Regions from separate parts of the Mus musculus genome. Here region 2 is linked to region 1. The links are chromatin loops, found by intact Hi-C in ENCODE. Cell type or tissue: gastrocnemius. All regions are shown on one strand. Links, peaks and the distances in the headings refer to the core of each region. The heading gives the core; the rest is flanking DNA.

Evidence for each region. Hi-C counts contacts between places; a loop is a spot of excess contacts. Peaks named below come from ENCODE experiments on the same cell type or tissue, not always from the same donor. Only the 100,000 strongest peaks of a DNase experiment are listed, where the experiment ranks them.
Region 2: it touches region 1 in a loop (2.4-fold over the local background); 18 of 42 quality-filtered maps call a loop at or near these places.

The regions. Positions count from the first base shown.
Region 1 is chr8:95,130,602-95,141,255 of GRCm38, forward strand. It overlaps Kifc3 (kinesin family member C3), which reads right to left. Exons shown (of 22, transcript NM_001372314.1): 2 at 7,314-7,518; 3 at 4,116-4,258. The coding sequence starts at 7,479. It overlaps Gm31036 (a long non-coding RNA gene), which reads left to right and starts at 7,516. Exons shown (of 3, transcript XR_001778639.1): 1 at 7,516-7,805. In gastrocnemius, for the core only: a CTCF peak has its summit at 4,833 (motif pointing right); DNase peaks (open chromatin) are centred at 7,449, 7,715 and 7,925; H3K4me3 peaks cover 2,399 bases; H3K27ac peaks cover 3,951 bases.
Region 2 is chr8:95,198,741-95,209,394 of GRCm38, forward strand. Gm31277 (a long non-coding RNA gene) reads left to right here and starts at 2,430. Exons shown (of 3, transcript XR_387940.3): 1 at 2,430-3,732; 2 at 5,551-5,800; 3 at 5,905-6,271. It also overlaps a transcript of Kifc3 not described here. In gastrocnemius, for the core only: a CTCF peak has its summit at 5,400 (motif pointing left); DNase peaks (open chromatin) are centred at 3,612 and 5,392; H3K4me3 peaks cover 465 bases; H3K27ac peaks cover 1,084 bases.

The DNA of each region.
Region 1 (10,654 bases), core at 1,692-9,691:
CTGCCCTCTAGTGCCAGTGGGCAAGCCAAAGGCAACAGCAAGCAAGGTGTGCTTACAGTGCCACATAGATAGCTAGGGGAACCACATAGATAGCTAGGATCCCTTTATAGTTTCTCTGATCTACACTTGTTAACTTCGAGCATCAAAAGGCCAGTCAAAAGAATCACAAGGGCTGGAGAGATGGCTCAGTGGCTAAGACTGCTCTTCCAGACGTTCTGAGTTCAATTCCCAGCAACCACAGGTGGCTCATAACCATCTGCAATAGGATCCAATGCTGTGTGTCTGAAGGCAGTGACAGTGTACTCACATATATAAAATAAATAAATTTCTTTTTTTCTCCACAAGAGGAGGTTTATTTGGGGGAAGCGGGGGAGAGGAGAGGAAGAAGGGGATGAAGAAGGGGCCTAAATAAACCTTTTTAAAAAAAGAATTCCAAGAGTGAAAATGGGCCCAGCAGGTGCCTAGTGAGCCACGCCCTCGGCCTCTTCCTCCCTCCATCTCTTGCATTTAGGAAATTTCTCCTCAGCTTAATTCTGTCCCCACCCTTGAACCAACTGCTACACAATCTCCAGCAGGCTGGGGGAGGTTGGGGGTGGGGGTGGCAGGGACCGCAACAGTTGGAAGTTTCCATTTGCCTTCAGACGGGAGCAAAGGTCACACTATTTCTGGGCTGCTGGCTGAAGCACAGGAAGGACAAACGTCCCTGGGGGCTGGGAATTTCTGCAGTGTCCTGGAGGTACCACTCGGTCTTTAGTGCCTGGAACAAGGCTGGACTGACTGAGCCTGTGACCTGCAGGTCACAACCCTGGCGTGGCGCACACTTCGGCGTACATCCATACCCATAAACTTGGCAGAGCTCTGCAGGGGCCGGAGGGACATGGACGTACCGGCTTCTGAATGGAGCGTCAGTAGAACTGCTGAGCCCAGGCCTTGGTAGCAGCACCCCATAATCAAAGCTCGAGAACAGGGCCACCACCCAGCAGAGCTGCAGCTCCTGACCACAGCCTCCAGATTTAACTTCCCTCTGATTTCCTTAACCATTGTCTCGCCAGACCCACTCTCCTCAAAGACCTCACAAAGGAAACAAGAATGATCTCTCAGAAGAATCTCACGAGTACCAAGAAACATGTGGAGACAAAGGCTGTCCCTTACATACCATCATCCCTGGGGTCCTGCCCAGAGCAGCAGCCCAGGACTGCACCCACTGGAGGGAGGCTGGCTCAAAGGTATTCGTGTCCCCCAGAACCCATCCTGCCCACCGCCTGCACTTGGCTCTGCACAGCGGCTACCTGGAAAGGCAGGATGTGTGTGTGCGGCAATCAAAAGCTCAGAGAAAAAGCCAGGCATGGTGGCTTCTGCCTAAAACCACAGCACGTGGGAACATGAGTATCTGCCACGAGTTCCACACAAGCCTAGACTACAGAGGAGGGTCCCTGTCTCAAAAATATAAAGACTAGGAGGGATTATGAGTCCTTCTCTTAGGGGAATCTTGACAACACCCCCATAACCCTGGCACTTCATGTTCCGAAGCTGTGTTCCTGGTACTTCCTGTTTGTATTCACACATGGGAGGTCACTGGTGACTCTCTGGAGCCTCTATTGGGCTACCATCCCTACTTCCCTTCTCAGCATCCCTGCACCGGTCTAAGGACACATTGGCACAAAGCAGCCAATCTATAACTTGCTGTTCAGCAAACGCACACATTAACGCACTAATACAGGGGTCTGAAGAGACCACTCAGCAGCTGAGAGGGCTGGCTGCTCTGCCAGAGGACCCAGGTCCAATTCCCAGGATCCAGAGGTGGCTCGTGGCCATAACTCTAGTCTGAGCAGATCTGATACCCTCTCCTGGCCTCTGTAAGCAGCAGACATAATACATAAACACTCATACAGATAAAAATAAGTCCTTAAAGAATATAGTAATGCAGGCACTGGAGAGATGGGCTCAGCGGATAGGAGCACTCGCTGCCTTGGTACCTAGGTTCAGTTCCCAGCACCCACATGGGAACTGGGTTCATGGCAGTAACTAGTTCTAGACATAGAGCCTCAGCAGATTTGCTGACAGTCTGTAGAGAACCTAGGTTCATTTCCCAGCACCCGCATGGTAGCTATGAGGATCTGATTCCTTCTTCTGGCATCCTTGGGCAGCAGGTACCAGATACACATGGTGCATACACAGATACGTAAGCAAACATCCATACGTGGCAAACTAATGCAGCTGGGTGTGGTGGCACATGCCTTTAATCCCAGACCTTGGGAGACTGAGTTGTCAGATCTCTGAGTTTGAGGCCAGACCGGGCTAAATAGCGAGATCCTAAACTAACAAACTAATGTTGGCCAGTAAGATGGCTCGATGCATGAAGCACCTGACACCCTGAGTTCCCATCCCCAGAGCCTATGCAGTAGGCAGACTGACCCTCACAAGCTGTTCTCTAACCTGCACAGGTGCACTGCGCTGTCCCCACACCCACGTGTATACACAGTGTAAGATCAGCATCATGACTTGAACGTGAAAGGAGCACACTGTGACCAGAGATGACACACAGGGCAGACAAGGAGGATTTTACCATCACCACCATAATCACCGTTATTACCCGGTGGTGATGGGATGAGACAGCCAAGGGCTCTAATACTACACGCACACAAGCAGCCTGGTTACAGTTTATGGGGAAATCTTAAGTAGAATGCATTGGGGTAGGGGAATGGACGGAGTTCTCCATAACTAACGTGTATGAAGAGATCTCAAAGACGGCCATGAGGGAAACAGCAAGCCACAGAATAACGTGAAAAGTAAATATAAATAGCATACCACTGGTGGCGGTAAAGAAGGATCGATAAGTGGATGAAGATGAGCCTTCCACCGTGGAGTTGCAGAAGGACCAGGAGGGACAGCCAGCTTCTAGGGACCGTACTGACAATTCTTTGAATTCTTTGCACCATTTGGAGTTATTTGTTTATTTGGGGGTTGTTTGTTTATTTTGTTTGTTTGAGACAGAGTTCTCTAGGTAGCCCTGGCTGTCCTGGAACTGGCTCAGTAAACCAGACTAACCTCAAACTCAGAGATCTGCCTGCCTCTTCCTCCCTTAAAGGCAGGCATCACTATCACCATTACCTTTTATAATATTTTGTTCACGCCTCTGTATTCCATTTCTGTTTGGTAGTTCAGATCTCAGCTTACTGTGTGACCAGCAGCAAGCTGCTTAACCTCTCTGAGCTCTGATCCTCCGTGACCTTGCCTATCAAATTAATACAAAACAGGGCTGGAGAGATGGCTCAGTGGTTAAGAGCACTCACTGGCTGCTCTTCCAGAGGTTCTGAGTTTAATTCCCAGAAACCACATGGTGGCTCGAAACCATGATGCCCTCTTCTGATGTATCTGAGGACAGCAACAGTGTACTCATATACATAAAATTAATTAATTAAAAAGATGTTTTAAAAAATTCTTATAAAACAGTATCTTTCTGTTGAGACATGAAATCTAATGCCTGTATTCCAAAACTGTATTGCATAAAAGCCACTAACTCTTTGTATTATTTCTACAATCAAATCCACCTGTTACCCAAGTATACAGTAGGCATGTCTTTTGAATGTCAATGACAACTGGAAGGGAAAGCATCTCCCTTTGGACTCTTTGTGAGACAGTCTCTGTATTCCTGGATGGACATCCTAGAACTTGCTCTGTAGATCAGGCTGGCCTCAAACTATGCCTCTCCCTGCCGCCTTTAGGAGTAAAGGCATGCACCACACCCAGCCTGGCCCTCTTTTGATTCCTCAAACAAACAAAAGCACAAAGGCCTTGTCCACACAGAAATAAACAGCTCTCCCAAACCAGCCTATTTTCCCAGTTTCTCCTCCAGCTCTACAAATCTTATCACAGGCCTCGCTTCCCACCTCAGCCAGGGTGTGGCTGGGATACTCCTGTCACCTCAGAGATCTTCCCTGGGATAAACTGTAATGCAGCCTATTGCAGTCACTTGGCTATGGGCTGCAAAGGACTAGTCAACAGAACCGGTGCCTGGCAAATAAGTGCCCAGCTTTTCTCCCTGCTGGACCCAACTGCTGGAGCTCAGAGGACCAAACTCACCCTTGCCCCTGCATCCGATGGCCCGGGCTTACCTGCACTGTCAGGTAGAGTCTATGGGGACTCCTAGGGCCAGGCCAGTCCACGCTGAGGGCTCGACACTGTGCAAGAGACGGGCGAGCTGCAGTCCGAGAAGTGGAGTCTTCCTCGCCACTGGGTAGAATATCTTTTCCACGCCCTGTCTCAGTAAAGACAGACAGACAGATATGATGATATATTTGGCTGCTGGCCAAAGCAGGCTGAGCTCAGCTTTTGTGCCCTCCAATCTGCCCAGGTATGGCCAGCAGGGCCTCCTGTGGCCTCAATAGGCTCTCTCCATACAGGTAGGGTCAGAGTAGGGCTGCCTGATCCCTTACCAAAAAAAGACCGAGATTCTTTTTTTTTTAATATTTGTTTATTTATTTTATGTATGTGAGTACACTGTAGCTGTACAGATGGTTGTGAGCCTTCATGAGGTTGTTGGGCATTGAATTTTTAGAACCTTTGCTCACTCTGCTCAACCCCGCTTGTTCCAGTTGGCCCCTCCGCTCAGTCCTTGCTTGCTCCGGCATCTCACGGGCCCAACCCTGAGATTCTTTTCCGGGGGGGGGGGTACCCAAGACCCTGCCAGGGACTCCCCAGTTGCTACAGTGGCTTTGGGGGTCCACAGTTACTCATCAGCTCCCTTCGCAGAGAGCTGTAAGAGGAAGCCAAGACACTTGAGTGAGCTGTACATCATGGGCACAGAGCTTTATTATCCAGGCTGCCTCTAGGTGGCAATTTCTCCCTTGCCTTAATTAAGACCAACCCCACACTGGGTAGCCTGGTCCCTGCTAGTTCTAGAAGTGTACCCAGAACGGCTAGAAGTGTTTCCTCTGGGGCAGGACACCCCCTTCCTCTAACCTGGCCAGGGTGGGTAACAACACTAGCCTTAGGGAGAAATGACACAGCCACAGGCTGGAGAGATGGCTCATCTGCAAAGCACACACTGCTCTTGCAAAGGACTGGAGTTTTGCTCCCAGCACCCACGCTGGGTGATTCACAATTGCCTGTAAGTCCAGCTCCAAGGGATCTGACACCTCTTACTTCTGTAGGTACCTGTACTCACGTGCATTTAACCACACAGGTGAATGTACACATAAATTAAAACTAAAATAATACATTTGATTTATTTGAAAATAAGTCAAATACATTGATTTTTTTTTAAGAATCAATTAAATGGAAGCTTTTTCACCAGGCACTTGGATTTTTTTTAATCCTAGCCCTCAGAAGCCTGAGGCAGGCAGATTTTTGTGAGTTCAAAGCTAGCCTGGTTTACACAGTCAGCTCCGCGCAATCAAAGCCCTGTGGTTTTTGTTTTTTTTGGTTTTTGTTTTGTTTTGTTTTGTTTGTTTTTGCTTTTGCTTTTTGTTTTGTTTTTGGTTTTCAAGACAGGGTTTCTCTGTATAGCCTTGGCTCTCCTGGAACTCACTCTGTAGCCCAGGCTGGCCTCGAACTCAGAAATCCACCTGTCTCTGCCTCCCAAGTCCTGGGATTAAAGGCGTGTACCACCACTGCCGGGCTTTGCTTTTGTTTTTTTAAAAAAAGGCACAGCCTTGACCCTGGGATAAACTAATTAACATCCAGAGGGTATAACCCCTTAATGAGGCTCAAAGAACACCAGGAACAGGAAGTCCCCACACTGACAAAAACCTGAAGGACCCACAGATATCAGCCTTTAGGACAGTGATTACCATCACCACCACCCAGGCAGGTGGAGGACGTTCTCTTGTCCGGAAGCCAGAAAACCAGAGACCTTGAATAGCTAACAGGCCTAGAGCTACACAGGGCTTGTATTCAAACTAACCAGCCCTGTCCCTTTCACAATGACAGTAACACCAGCAGGGCAGATTTGGAGGGGACTGGGGTACCCTTGTTGATTGAGGCTCTCTCTTGGGTGCCAAGCCTGTGCCTGCCTCTCACACACAGGTTTCACTTGATCTTTATCTTAAATTTATAAAGTGGTCAATAAGTCGCTAACTCACACACACTCACACACACACACACACACACACACACACACAAAGAGCTCAGTACGTTGTTTTTCTAAGGTTAAAAGATATTTACCCAGAAAAACCACATTCATCTCTATTTTATTCACACCTGGGGACAACCTTGTAGAGACCATCCTTTTCCCCTTTTAAACAACCAGCTCTGACTGGCCCAGAGAGCTCTGCTTTGCCTGAAGGCTCCCAAAGTCTAAGGGGGTGGCAGCCCCAGGCAACTATAGAAGCTGGGAGATCTTCAAAGCACTGCCCTGCTGCCCACTGGCAGAGTGAATGTGTTACAGCTAGAAAGGGAGAGGGGCCATCTCTGTGTATCGCCTCTTCTCTATGCTAAGGGGCTTACATCCCATGGCCTCATGACCCAGAGGGCCAGGCTGGGAATGTGGACACATCCCTGTAGGTCAGGAGCAAAATGCAGCAAACACCTGAAGGCAGTTCTCCAGGATAACCCTCCCTTCCTTCCCACACAACCAGGGCACCCTGCCTGCTTGCCCACACAGAGGTAGGGAAAGGGTCAGGACGGCTCCTCACACTCACACCCGGCCCCTACCCAGAACAGAGGAGCCGCTGGCTCCTTGACAGTCTCGGCACCTGGGACATGACCCAGAAAGCTGCCTGCTGACAGTTCCCTAGGGTACAGCAGCGGCCCAGGCTCCAGGACCCTCTCACCTGAGACCTGCTGGTACGATCGTTTTTGAAAGCAGTCATTGGCTGGCTGACACCTAAAACCCAGGACCTGGCACCCCCAAACCCTGCTGGGCGACACTCTGGGTAGCCTGCACTCACTCCTCATTCCTGTCCAGGGCACTCTGGTAGAATCGGATGTCAGTGCCGAGCAGGGCACTCAGGAGGTCAGCCGCTTCACCTACCTTGTTTACCGCCTTCAGCTGATATTAGGGACCACCCCAAATGAGATCTCAGTGTCCCTGACCTGGTTCGGCTGGCGGGAACGTAGCTGATGCCGCGGTGCTATGGACTGTTAAAGTTTAACCGGCTCCAGCCTTCTCCTCCTCCCAGGCTGGACGCAGGGAAGGAGCACCCGGTGACGCTGCGCTGCGCTCCACGCCCAGCCGGCTCTGGGCTGCTGGCTACCCTGTAATTACCTGACAGCTCTGACTGAGTTTAGGAACCGCGAGAAGCCTCAGTCTCATCTCTGGGATCTGGAGGAAGGAAGGGAAATGAAGAGGCATTCTAAAAATGCGGACTCACCAGTTCTCAACCTCCCCTGGCCGGTGTGTGGGAAAGGGCGGGCGGCTGGGCTGGCTGGGGCGGGGCGAGCCATCCCGGGCTTGGGCTCCTGGACCCGGCCCACTCTCCACAGGCCTCGCAGTGAAGGCGTGGCTCCCAAGTTCCACGTCCTGCGAGAGGGGACCATGGCCCGGGGCTCAGTAACCTCTTCTGGGTGCCGGGCAAGCTGCGGAGAGAACAAGGGGAAGGGAGCTTTAAGAGGAGTGGGTAGTCCACATGGCTGTACCATCTGGAAGGGTCTGCAAACAAGAATCACCTGCTACCCAGAATAGCCTCCGAAAGTGTAGCAACCCCTGAGGACCCTGGACCCACAGGAGGGTGCTTGGCACTGACCATAGCATCTGCGAATGGGCCAGGAGCAAGTCTGCCACCCACTGTGAAGATCGACAGAGGACACACGAGGCAGTAGCCCCACATATGGAGGAAGCTCCAGGACTATGCCTCCAACCAGTGGTGAGTTTAATCCTATTCCTCTGCGAGGTCTCATTTTCTAATTAGACTCGGCTGCTTGCTTAAGTCTCAGCCTTCGGGCTGCATCCCAAGCCAGTGGCCCAGCAGCTAAAGCTCTGAGTATTAGCATCTCACTGAGGAGGGGCTCAGAAGGGGCTGGCTTGGGGCCAGGGGCAAGCTGGGTTTACATTCAGCAAATTCTCAGGGCCAGTTCATTCATACATTCAAGTAACTCAGTCTTGAGGGTGTGTCAGGCATCCGGCCAGGCATTCATTCAGCTCCTAATTCATAATCATTTATTGAGTGCCTACTATGTGCTGGGCACCTGGCAGAAGTCAGTGACCTCAAAAGTCCAGTCACAGTGTTAGGTAAAGGTTTATTGAAGTGATGACACAACCCTTTAATCCCAGCACACCCAAGGCAGAGATCCCTCATAAGTTCAAGGTCAGCCTGTTCTAAGCAGCAAGTACCAGGAGAGCCAGGGCTACATAGTGAGGCCCTGTCTCAAAAATAACAAATTTCAAAGTATGGACAGGTCATAGGGAGGTCAGAGGGATTCCCAGGCACCATGTGGTATGGGAAGTGTAAGTGTCCTGGGAGCACTGCTATGGGAAGTGTAAGTGTCCCGGGAGTACTGCTATGGGAAGTGTAAATGTCCTGGGAGCACTGCTATGGGAAGTATAAGTGTCCTGGGAGTTACCATCTTCCCCACTGGGGGGAAAAAAAAATCTTTATTGTGGACCTACTGTGTGCAGAGCAGCCTCAAGGATATTTGAGCTGACCAAACTTTTGCTCCAGATTCAGGCTGTGACACCAGGCATAGAAGTAAAGTCAGACTAGAAAGGCATCCTGGGGTTTGAAGACTGAGATGGGCACCCAAGGGACTTCCTACAGAGCTACCTGGATTGTGGGCTATTTTCAGGTTCCCCACTCTCACTGCACTGACCATTTCCTGCCGAGCAGCAAGAACATGTGTTGAACAGGGTCCAGCCCCACCCCCTGGCTTCCTGAGAATCAGGGGTTCAACCCACATGCTATGCCCACATGATCTAGTATAGCTTACTAAATGGATAATCCTGAAACCTGAAATGCATGTATACACACACACACACATTTACATGTATATACATATACATGCACATGTGTGCACATATGTACACGTACACACACACAAACCAAAGTCAGGCTAGCCACCAAGACTCAGAGCTAAAGGTCACTATTGCGAAAAGTGGGGTATAGTCTGCAAGGTGGAGTAAGAGGGGATTACTCTTTATCAAGATTAATGGTATTAAGTAAGGACAGGCGTGGATGGGGTTGGAGGGTCGGGGTTGGGGGGAGCAGTCCCTGAAGGCCAGAGGTCTGAGAGTGGCAGGAGCTGTCAGCGCATACACGAAGTCCTCAGAAGCGGCTGGAGAGCAAGTAGGAAGGGCAGGACAGTCAGGTAGCCATAGCCAACTAAAAGAAAGCCCTAGGGACCTCTTTAACAAAAGCAGGGAGAGCCAGCCAGGTACAGGGGCTCACACCTACCTTCCCTAGCACTCAAAAGGTTGCAAGTTCTAGCCAGGCGTGGTGGCACACACCTTTAATCCCAGCGCTCGGGAGGCAGGGGCAGGCAGAGTTCAAGACCAGCCTGATCTACAGAGTGAGTTCCAGGACAGCCATGGCTATACAGAAAAACCCTGCCTCGAAAAAACAAAAAGAAAGGTTGCAAGTTCCAGACCAGCCTAGGTTGCAAAGCCGTTTCAAAGCGACTCAAGGGACTGGAAAGGGCCTAGGAGGCAGCTGTTTCCTTCTTAGAGGGAAGTTCAGCCAGGATGATGAGGAGATGGAGCTGAGAGAATATGCTATATAGAACAGGGGAGAGGTGACATGTAGGGGTAGACAGAGGTACAGGAACAATGCATCTAGAGACAGGAAACAAATAGCAAGAATCTGGAGTCAGAGACTGAAGACTTTTGATCTGATGCTTTTAGGGGCAAGTACTGAAGACAGTGGGTCATGTCTCTTCCTCCCCTGACTGAAGACAAGTCAAGTGTGGGGTACTCACTGGGAGAGGACAGGAATGTGGGGGGAAGGGGTCAGAAAGATGCTGATCAACCCCATCCCCCATCCCATGGATGCCTTGAGATGGGTGTAAAGTGGGAGAAGCCAGAGGAGCAGAGAGCAGATACAAATGCCCTACCCAGGTGGCCTGATGCAGTGCATGAAGCCGACCCTGCAGGCCAGGGGGTGAAGCTGGGAGGACCATCCTCTGTGGGTGCTCGTACCAAGCTGAGACCATGACGGGCAGAGGATTCTAGGAGAGATCAGCTCAGTCAAGGAGGTGGGGGAGCATATTTCTGTGCTATCAGGAAGGGAAGTTGGAGCGGCAGCCTGGAGAAAGAGGAAGGGTGTGTGCTAGGTCCCCAAGAGGAAAAGGCAGCTGAATTTAGCAGCTGGAAACCCGGGTGTGAGGTCAGGAGTATCAAGGAATCTCAAACAAGCCCAGGGTTCTAGGCCAAGAGACAAGTGCATCATCTCCTTACACAGGTGTTAGGTCTGGGGTCCTGGGACCTCTAGTGACCTGGAAATCATGCAGTAGAGCTATGGGCTAGGTCAGACCTTGGCTCCGCCACCTAGAAGAATTAATTACCTGCTCTTTGCCTTATCATCTTCATGTATCAAGTGGTGAAAACTGTACTTCTCAGGGCTGACATCAGAAAATACACATATGAAGTATGGACACAGGCAAAGGGCCCAAGATGCTGCTATCTCTTGGTAAACTGTCCCATTGGTGGGTGAATGCGGAAGCTGTTTGGGGGAGGGGCATGTGCTTCTCTGGGTTTAGCTAAGGATGGTAGATCTGCCTTCCT
Region 2 (10,654 bases), core at 1,193-9,192, 68 kb after region 1:
ATTCTTTGACAAGACAAGATCAGTAAAGAAATGCACATAGCAGTCTGACAATTCAGAAGAAAAGGAATCAATCTATTAACCCCTCAAACCACTACAACTCCAAGAGGGGACGGAAAGACTCAGTAATCTTATACCTATTAAAAGGAATTGAACGTCTAGTTCAAACACACCCCCACCGAAAAAGATTCCAATCCTTATCAGATACTTAAAGAACATATTAAAATGTGTTTTTCATACTGTCAGAAAAATAGAGGAGGCTGGACATGATGGTGCACGACTTTAATCCTAGCCCTCAGGAGGCAGAAGCAGGCAAGATCCTTGTGAATTCCAGGTCAGTCCTGTCTACATAGTGAGATAAGATCCGGTCTATGAGGAGATAGCCTGTCTCAAAGAAGAAACTAACTAACTAACTAACTAACTAACTAATTAACTAAAACACCTGTAAAGTGGGATTTCCGCAGATGAGGCGTCCCTTCCTTTGAAACTCAGAAGCATCTGAAGCCAATTTTAACTTCAGTTTTAATTAATTATTTAATAACTATTTTGAGACAGTGACATAGATCTCACTATGTAGTTCCGGCTGGCTTGGAACTCATTCTATAGACACAAACCTTTCCACAAAGGTCACCGGAAGGCTGTTTCTCCCAGACCCCAGTTAAACACTGTGCGCTGAAGCATCTTCTCTTCTTTTGAGAGTTTGTTTTCTTCTGCTTGTACTTTCAAATTCAAGCCGTGCTGTGTACCCTCACTCCCTCTTCCAAAGACATAGGTGAGGATATTGAAATGGCATGGATGTCTTTTAATTCAGAATGGGGGGCGGGGGATTCACCACAGAGAAATTTCTAGCACACTGAAGCCCTGCCTACTATATTTGATTCAAGCCCCAGCCCACCCTACACATAAAAAGCTCACAAAGCAAAAAAAAAAAAAAAAAAGTCACTTAATGAAATGCTAATTATAGTTCTTTCCATTCAGCTCTCAGAAACAGACCCCACAATTATGCCCTCCACATTGACCTTAGAAATTTCCCTCATACTCCGAAGTCATGCCAGGAGTCACAAGGGGCAAACAACCGTAGGTAACTAAAATAACTAATAATAAGGTTGGCTTCTTTTTTTTTTTTTTTTTTTTTTTTTGAAAAACACGGCAGCCAAGTGTAGTGTTACAAACTCGGACTTGGAAGGTGGGGATAGGAGGATCAGAAGTTCAAGGTCACCCTTGGTGATAAAGCAAGTCTGGGTTACCTATGGCCCTGTCAGATGGAGTAAGGAAGGGACTGGGAAGAGAGTGCAGAGGTTAAAAACAATCGCTGCTCTTCTAGAGGACTGGAGTTTGCTTCCCACACCCACACTGAAATGCTCACCGCTGCCTGTAACCCCAGCTCCAGGGAACCCAATAACTCCAGCCTCCAGTGGTGGCCCCTGTACTCACATGCACACGCCTCCGCCCACGACTGCTGCCGGCACACACTCAGTTCTGACGAAAGTCTCCTAGTCCTTTCTTGGAAACCATGGAAAGGCGGAGTGAAGTGTAGAAAGACCAAACTAACTTGAATGACACAAGCTTACGTACTCCCCTTTGTCACTGAACCCCAGCTCCTCTCTAACTATAGTGCAGTTTCTCAATCCACACAAATCAAATACAGTTGGCCAGAGCCAGGGTTCCCAAGGAAACTGCAGGCTGGAAGGGCAAAGGGTCCATGGATAGGAAACCTCTTTCCTAAAGGTGAAACAGTTCCATGGGAACCTGAAGTGTTGGTTGGCAGTGTCTGCAGACACGAAGAAAAGGTAAATGAGGTTCTGAAAGCCCATCTGGCAGGAGGGGTGGGTGGGTCTCCTCAGGCCTGCCTGTGCCTAGCAGCTCCATATACAGCAGTTTCTTCCACCGTCAGATCTCAGTTAAAGAGGCATCCCTTGCTGGATAGTGGTGGCGCACACCTTTAATCCCAGCATTCAGGAGGCAGAGGCAGGTGGATCTCTGCACTTGAGGCCAGCCTGGTCTATAGAGTGAGCTTCAGGACAGCCAGGGCTACACAGAGAGAAAACCTGTCTTAAAAAAAAAAAAAAAGAGAGAAAGAGCCCCACCCCACCCCCCCAAACCCCCAAGGCCTTTCTCTCCATGCCTATTTACTAAGTGTTTATTGGACTAGACACTTATGAATGAATTCAGAAGTGGCTCTCTAGTCCCAGGGAAGAACCTGCCCTAAGGTCCTAGCATGTCTCTTGAGTTCTTTTTTAAAAAGATTTATTTATTTATTATATGTAAGTACACTGTAGCTGTCTTCAGACACACCAGAAGAGGGCATCAGATCTCATTACGGATGGTTGTGAGCCACCACGTGGCTGCTGGGATTTGAACTCATGACCTCTGGAGGAGCTTTTAACAGCTGAGCCATCTCTCCAGCCTCAGTCACCTGAGTTCTTATCTTGTTACTCTCTGGAGGCTCCATGGGAGCCCAGATCAACATTCCAGGCACAGTGCAAGCCCTGAAAAATGCAAGCCAAAGGAGAGAGGAAAATGCTGACCCATGCCTACACATGAGGCAGGAGGATGGAAGTGTGGCAGCCAGATTGGGCTATGTGGTGAGTTCAAGGCCAGCCTGGGCTCCCTCACAAAAAGAACAAGGCAAAACAACAATATGAACAAGCAGGATCGAATGCCGACTCTCTCGGGAAACACCAAACCGGTTCAGAAGCCTGTATAACGCCAGCAAACCCATCGGGAGCTTCAAACACCCAAAGGGACAGCATTTGCCCCAGCTTCCCTGGCACACTGCACTTTGATTCAGTTTGCAGAAGTTTTAGTTGGAGATGCAAAGTGACCCGAGTACTGATGGGCTCATCAGTGCTTGACCTGGCCCAAAGGAAGCAGGGCATTCTGCATTGGGAAATATTTCTAGATAGCCAGGGCCACCCCCAAACGGCCCTCTTTCTCCATTCCCATGACATTCTGCCCATCCAGTGCAAGGCTAGCCTAGCTGTCTACCACGAAGGCCACTTCAGGCCGATCTCCAGTGACTGAGCCAAGGAGAGAGGAATTATGTCGTCAGCCTCATCAGTGGGGGCCGCCAGAGGAAGAGGGTTCCCAGAGCAGCAGAACTGGGGTAATTAAGCACACTATAGCTGCGTGTGTTGATGAATGTCTTTAATCCCAGTTGCAGGGAGGTGGGGGTCGATCTCTGTGAGTGAGAGGCAGCCTGGTGTACATGATGAGTCTAGGTAGGCTAGCCAAGGAGGAGGAGGAGGAAGAAGAGGAGGAGGAGGAGGAGGAGGAGGAAATATTAGTGTATATTCTGGAAGAAGAAGACCATGAAGATGGGAAGGGGAGGTTATCAGTTTGGGGAGTCACGGTGCTAGCAATGGAACCCTGACCTTGTGTGTGCTGGGCGGTCAGGTCTATCATTTCCCTAGATTCCCAGGCCTGGGGAGGTCTTTATATTACTCTGATCAATGCTGTGGGCAGAGTAGGGCTGGGGACTATTCTAGAGTGGGTCCCTTTAGTTGAGAGATTATTACCTAAAAGCACTGCATGTCCATCCATTTGGAATGTCATTATGCTAAAAGGCCTTCCCAGGGGCCTGTGAAATGGCTCAGCAAATAAGAACACCTGTCGCCAGGCAGAAGGCCAGCGTTTGGTCCTCCCAGGGCTCGTGGGAAGGAGAGAACTGTTTCCTACCAACTGGCCATACGTCCATGTGTGATCCTGCGTGTGCAGAAGCACGCATATACTCAAGTAAGTACATGTTAATTTGAAGAAGCAATCCCTGAAATCTCAGCCCTCAAAGACAAACATTTAATTAAAATCTTTTTTTTTTCTTCATGACCTGATAAGTAACTTGAGCCCCAGAAGCATAGCGAGCGAGCCTCTAGTCCCTGCCAGAGAAACCCGTCTTACCTGAAACCTCTCTCTGCCTCCCCACCTCCTTCCCACTGCCCCACGGCCCGGTCCTCACCTTATTCTGCCGTGTGACTCCAGTCTCCACTTCTGGCCTGTCTTTGTCTCTGGAGCTCCAGGAGCCTGCCAGGGTCCTCTTTCCAAACAGCTGCTCGGCCCAGAACATTGCCTGAGCGAGCTGCCTTCCCGACTGCCCTACAGCCTTCAGGCTAAAGTCCAAATTCCTAAGCAGAGCACCTCCCTGGAGGCTCGGCAGCCGTCCCCTCCTTCCTGCCCGGTGTCCTTTAGTTATCACTCACAACCAACCAAGACTTCAGAAAGCACCGTCCAACCAACAAGGACTGGAACACACTGTTTTGAGCCTGCAAAAACCCCCGTGTCTTTCAGTGTCTAGTGCTGTCTCACCACAATCTTCCCAACTTGACATTCCAGGGGCTAAAGCGGGAGGATTTGAAGTTCAAGGCCGGCTTGGGCCAAATAACAAGTTAAGACCTTGTGGCAATAAACAGAAACAAAACCAAACCCCTTCCTTTTTAAAATCCTGTCGCAAAGAGTGGGGGACCATGGTTCAGAGCAGAGTATAGGCCTGGTATAAGTGAGGCCCTGGGCTCTGTCCTCAGCACCATAAAAGCAAGTCCCAATCTTCACACAGCTGATTACAATCACTTCTATCAGAACAGCTCATTTATGCCGTACTTGTGTGGTCTTCATTGCTTTTCTTTCTTAGGGGAGGGTGACTTTCTATAACCCTCACCTCATACTCTCAATTTTCTCTGGCACCATGCAAAGCAAAAGTTATCTGATCATTGCTTCTACTAAGTTTTTCTGTATTTGTTATTTTGGTTTGACGAGACGGTCTCACACTGAAGCTCAAACTGGACCAAAACTGTGTAGCCTAGGCTGGCCACCAGCTCACCATAATCCTTTTGCCTCAGCCTCCTGAGTGCCGGCTGGAATTGAAGGTGTAAGTCACCATGATAGGCTATTTTAAAATTTTTGTTTTGCACTGGGAAGTGGTGGCTATAGGCAGATCTCTGTGAGTTTGAGGCCAGCCTGGTTTACAGAGCTAGTTCCAGGAGAGCCGGACTTATACAGAGAACCCTGTGGTGAAAAAAAAAAAAAGAAAAAGAAAAAGAAAGAAAGGAGAGAAAAGAGAAAGAAAATTGTTTTCCTGTCGTCGTCCCGTCCCCCCCCCACACACACACACACTTCTTTTTTAGACAGTTCTGCAAGGCCAGGAGAGGGGAAGCCTGAAGAAGCAACCACAGTGCTCCTTCATGGCAAACCCCACTCTTACTTCAGATCTCTGCTCCTTCCTGGATGGTGTGATGATGTTGGAACAGATTACTGGGAGAGATATATGAGGCTTTTAATTACTAATTTCCTCGTTTTTGAAACAAAATTTTTGTAACCTTGACTGGGTCCCGTTGTCTCCAGCCTAGGCTTCCACACGCCTAGGGTCTCTGGGAATGACAACCGTGATCTTGGCGCCACCTAGTGGCCGTTTTGAGGAAGTGGTCGCGGAGGAAGGGAGGGGGGGAACCCACCAGCTCAGTTGCCAGCCAGGGAGGGAACCAGAAATTAGGACAGGTCTACAACGGACAAGGCAATTCTTGTGTTTTCAATTAGCCTCTCTGTCTGTCTTCCTCCCTTCAGGGTCCCACTGTGTGGCTGAGGATGAATGACCCCAAACTTCTGATGCTCTCCCCTCCCCTTCCGGATTGCTGGGATCGCAGGTCTGCACCACCAGGCTTAGTCTCCCGCCTTTTTGTATCTTTTTGAGACAGGGTCTCACAAAGTTTCCCAGACAAGCTTTGAAGCTGCCATCCTCCTGCCTCCGCAAATAATGACGACTTACAGATCTACCGTTTTCTGTCTTACCTCACTGGGATCTCATGAAAGCCAAGTGCGTTTAGAGTGACAGGAACCACATCGCATGCTGTTGAAATGAGGTCACTTTACGCAGTTGTTTCACTGTCCAAACTAACTAATGCCACTTTGTACTGACAGGCATGGGTGCACAGAAATGACAGGGGAGAGGCACAGCCAGTGAATGTCGTCTCCAGACACCTCCTCGGCACAAATACAACCAACCCGAAATTGACTGACATGAGAAACCACACGAGGAAAGTGGTCAGCCTCACTATGGCACGAGTTTGGAGCCAGCTCTGAAGAAAGGGGCTGGGTCTCTGGGTACAGGTGTGTCAGAAACTGGTGCCAGAACACCCTGAGTTATGGGCCACGGACTTCTGAGGCAGGCCTGTACCTGATTTTTGTATTTTATCTTCCATTCAACATATGCCCCGACCTGTAAATTCAAGAGCCGGGCCTCTCCTGCGGCTCATACAGTTACATAAAGGATAACATGTTCTACTTAGATCAGCTCCATTTTATCTGATAAATCAAGAAAGAGTTTGAAAACACAATGTTTTGTTGGGTTCTGTGGTGCTGGATCAAACCTGGGGCCTCAAACACTCTAGGCAGGGGCTCCACCCCTCAGATACCCAGAGTGGATAAACAATTTATCTATTTATTTGTGACAAGGGCTCATGTAGCCTGGGTTGATCCTAATAAGACCTCAAATTCAATATGTAGCAAAGGCTTGCCCTAAATCTTTACCTCTTTACCATGAGACACTATGCCTGACTCTTAGTCTTTATTTTATAATTTCCCTCTCTTACATCCTTATTCCACACACACACACACACACACACACACACACACACACACACACACACACAGGCTTTTCTATATAGGGTTCCCTTGTATAACCCTGGCTGTTCTGGAACTCATATTCACCTGCCTCTGTTTCCTTCCTGTCTGTTTATTTGTGTGAGGAGGGATGTGTGTGTCATGGCGTGTGTGCAGAGGTGGGCATTCTCTTGTTCTCTTCCATGTGGGCTCTAAGGATCGAACACGGGTCCTCTCAGGAGCTATTGGACAAAGAGCACATTTACCTGCTGAGCCATCTCACTGGCTGTATCTACTGTATTCTTTGAGAGAAGATTTCACTACGTTCCCTAAGTAGTGTCTAACTAGAAATCCTCCTGTCTCAGCCTCCACAATGCTGAGATTATAGTCCAAGCCCCCATTGGAAAACAAGTCTTAAATGAGTAAATGTACGCTATACCAGGGCTTAAATAGCACTGTAACCCAGTACAAAATCATCAGCTTGGTAAGAAAATCCAAGCAGGAGCACACTCACAAAGAATCTCGGGGCTTGTAGTTTAAAATACATTAAATACACATGAAAAATTACCCTCTGTGTTCCTGCCATTGAAATGTAAATGTGGTCTCATTCTCCCAACTCTGCTGCCGGGGCCTGAAATTCCATTTGGAATTCCATCTCCCCATAGACATCAAACTCATTACCTCTCTTCTCGTTGATAAGAATGCCCTGCCTGAGGCTTTTTGCAAGAATTCTTTTTTTTTCTGTAACGAACGCTCAGTGGCTCAGGCTTGTCTTTTCCAGCCTGCTGGATGTAAGTGTCCCCTGATTAATGGACCTGCCAGCTCCGAGGGCTGATAGCACACCCGCAAAGGCTCAGCTGGAAAATGTCATTTCTTATCCCTGTTGTTCAAGGCCTTCCCTTCCACGAGTTCTGTGAGCCTCCAGGGACGCCCACTATTTCATGTGAGGGTTTTGTTAGTTGTAAGGGTCACCTTATTAGTGACAAATTGAAGTAGATCATTGAATTATTTAACTCAGAAATAATTTCTTTTGTCAGGCAATGTGATTTGCATGGCAAGCATAAGCTCACTCCCATTTCCCCTTTCAATTCTTACACTGCAATGTAACCATTTAAACTCACAGATTCACCACTCTAAGCAACCTCTTGTTTTAAATATCTGTTTTTATTTTATGACTGTTTGCTTACACATACTATGGGCGCCATGCGTACGTTTGTTGCCCTTATAGGCCAGAAGAGAGTATTGAATTCCCTAGAACCAAGATTTCAGGCAGTTATGAGCCACCATGTAAGTCCTGGGAACCCAGTCTGGGTCCTCTGCAAGAACACAGCAAGCACTCTTTGTTGTTTTTACGATTTATTTATTTATTTACTTACTTATTTTATGTATGTGTGTACACAGTCACTGTCTCAGACACACCCAAAGAGGACATTGGGTCCCATTACAGATGGTTGTGAGCCACCATGTGGTTGCTGGGAATTGAACTTAACCCCTCCCACATTATTACACTTCATTTAGTGTGTGTAGCTGTAACAACATGTAAGAATGGGGGTCACAGGATAACCTGAAGGGCTCTCCCCTCTTACTGGGTGTGTCCCAGGGACCAAACTCAGGTTCTCAGATCTGGTGGGACTGCCCACCAAACGATCTCGCCAGCCCCCAACATCATTATTTTTTTCTTTCTAGATTCCACCTAGAGGTAACTAAAGGCTTGTGTCTTAGGGTTTCTATTGCTGTCCTAAAACACCATGACCAAAATTAACTCGGGGAAGGAAGGGTTTATTTCATTTTACAGCTTGTAGTTAGTCATCCCGCAAATCCAGGGCAGGAACTCAAGACAGGAACCTGGAGGCAGGAGCTGATGCAGAGCCCGCGGAGGGGTGCTGCTTACTAGCTTGCTCCCCATGGTTTGCTCACCTACTCTTTTGGTTTTTGTTCTTGTTTTTCAAGATAGGATTCCTCTGTGAAATCCTGACTGTCCTAGAACTAGCTCTGTAGATCTGGCTGGCCTTGAACTCAGAGATCCACCTGCCTCTGCCTCCCCATTGCTGGGATTAAAGGTGTGAGGTGAGGAACCACCCAGTTTTTCAGCCTGCTTTCTTTCTTTTTTTTTTTTTTCTTTTTCGAGACAGGGTTTCTCTGTATAGCCCTGACTGTCCTGGAGCTCACTTTGTAGACCAGGCTGGCCTCGAACTCAGAAATCCGCCTGCCTCTGCCTCCCGAGTGCTGGGATTAAAGGCGTGCGCCACCACGCCCGGCTCAGCCTGCTTTCTTATAGTACCCAAGACCAACAGTCTAGGGATGGCACAACCCACAGTGATCTGGGCCGTCCCCCATCAATCATCTGGCAATAAAATTCCCCACAGGCTAAATCGGTGTGGGCATTTTCTCAAATGAGGTTCCTTCTTTGCAAATGACTCTAGCTTATATCAAGTTGACATAAAGTTAACAGGTACAGCTTTCAATAGTAGAGTTACTCGAGATGAAAAAAAAATAGTTCTTCAGGGCTGGTGAGATGGCTCAGTGGGCACAGGCTAATGCTGCAAAGCCTGGCCGTCTAAGGTAGTTCCCAGGACCTCCATGGTGAAAGGGAAGACGTGAGCCCCAGCCTCCTTACAGAGGACCACACATATGCACATCCTATACCTATACAAAATAAATGAACGGGTGTAAGAAAAATATAGTGCTTTAGGGCTGGAGAGATGGTTCAGCGGTTAAGAGCACTGACTGTTCTCCTGAAGGTCCTGAGTTCAAATCCCAGCAACCACATGGTGGCTCACGACCATCTATAATGAGATCTGATGCCCTCTTCTGGTGTGTCTGAAGACAGCTACAGTGTATTTACATATAATTAATAAGTAAGTAAATAAATAAATAAAATATAGTGCTTTAAACAAGCCCTGGTGGGCTTACTCTGTGATGCAGCACATGGAGCACTTGCCTAGCACACAGGGACCATGGGACCGGTCACCAACACCTTGCAGACACTGAGTCAAAGGCATGGAATCTGTAGCAATAGATACAGAGCAAAAACCAAGGGCCTGTGCTTTGACACTTTGTTTTGCCTACACTTGTATGTAACTGCTGCTGATATTCAGTGGCAGAAACAGAGCTTTCTGACTCCAAATGAGTGGAATCAGGGGATGCTTCACACGGGTGCAGAGACGTCATTATTCTAGGGAAATGACGGGCAATTGAGTAGAATAATTTCAAGAGGATTGAAGACTAGTGATCCTAAAGTCATAAGGCAGTGTTTTATCCTGAAGTTGTGTTCCCTGGAGTGAATGAAGTATGGATGGAACTGTGCTGGGGTCCAAGCAGGAGCTGGCGAGCTGGCAAGCTGGTGAGTTAACATGCTTGCCATCTTATCCCCAAAGCCTTGGGGCAAGGAAAACTGTTCTCTAACCTCCATGCATGTGCCTGTACCAACAGATATCACTCACACACACACACTAATAATAATAATAATAATAAATAACTAAGGCAAACCCTAACTGGGCATAATGATGTTACCCCTGTGGGCCCAGCACTTGGAGTTTGAGGCAGGAGGATCCTTTGTTCAAGGTCAGTTTAGGCTACAGAGGGAGACCCTTTCTCAAAACAAAACCAACAAAATGGCTTCTTCCAGTTGCCTGAAGAATATGGCTTAGACTTTCTTTTCTTTCCTTCCTCTCTTCATTTCATTTTTTCATTCTTTTTTCTTTCTTTTTCTTTCCTTTTTTTTTTTTTTTGGACAGTTTTACTACGTAGCCCTGGCTGTCCTGGAACTCAGTAGTTCAGGCTGGCCTCAAACTCACAGAGATCTGTCTTCTTCTGCCTCCCAAGCACTGGGATTAAAAGCATGCACCACTATGGCCAGCAGACTTGCTTTTGTAAGTAACCCAGACCTGAAACAACATGATTCTGCCCACTTGACCTGACACCTCTGTCAAGTTGCTGCCTCTCAACACTGTTAAGAATGGCAACTACATAGCCGGGCATGGTGGTGCACACCTTTAATCCCAGCACTCGGTAGGCAGAGGCAGGCAGATTTCTGAGTTTGAGACCAGCCTGGTCTACAAAGTGAGTT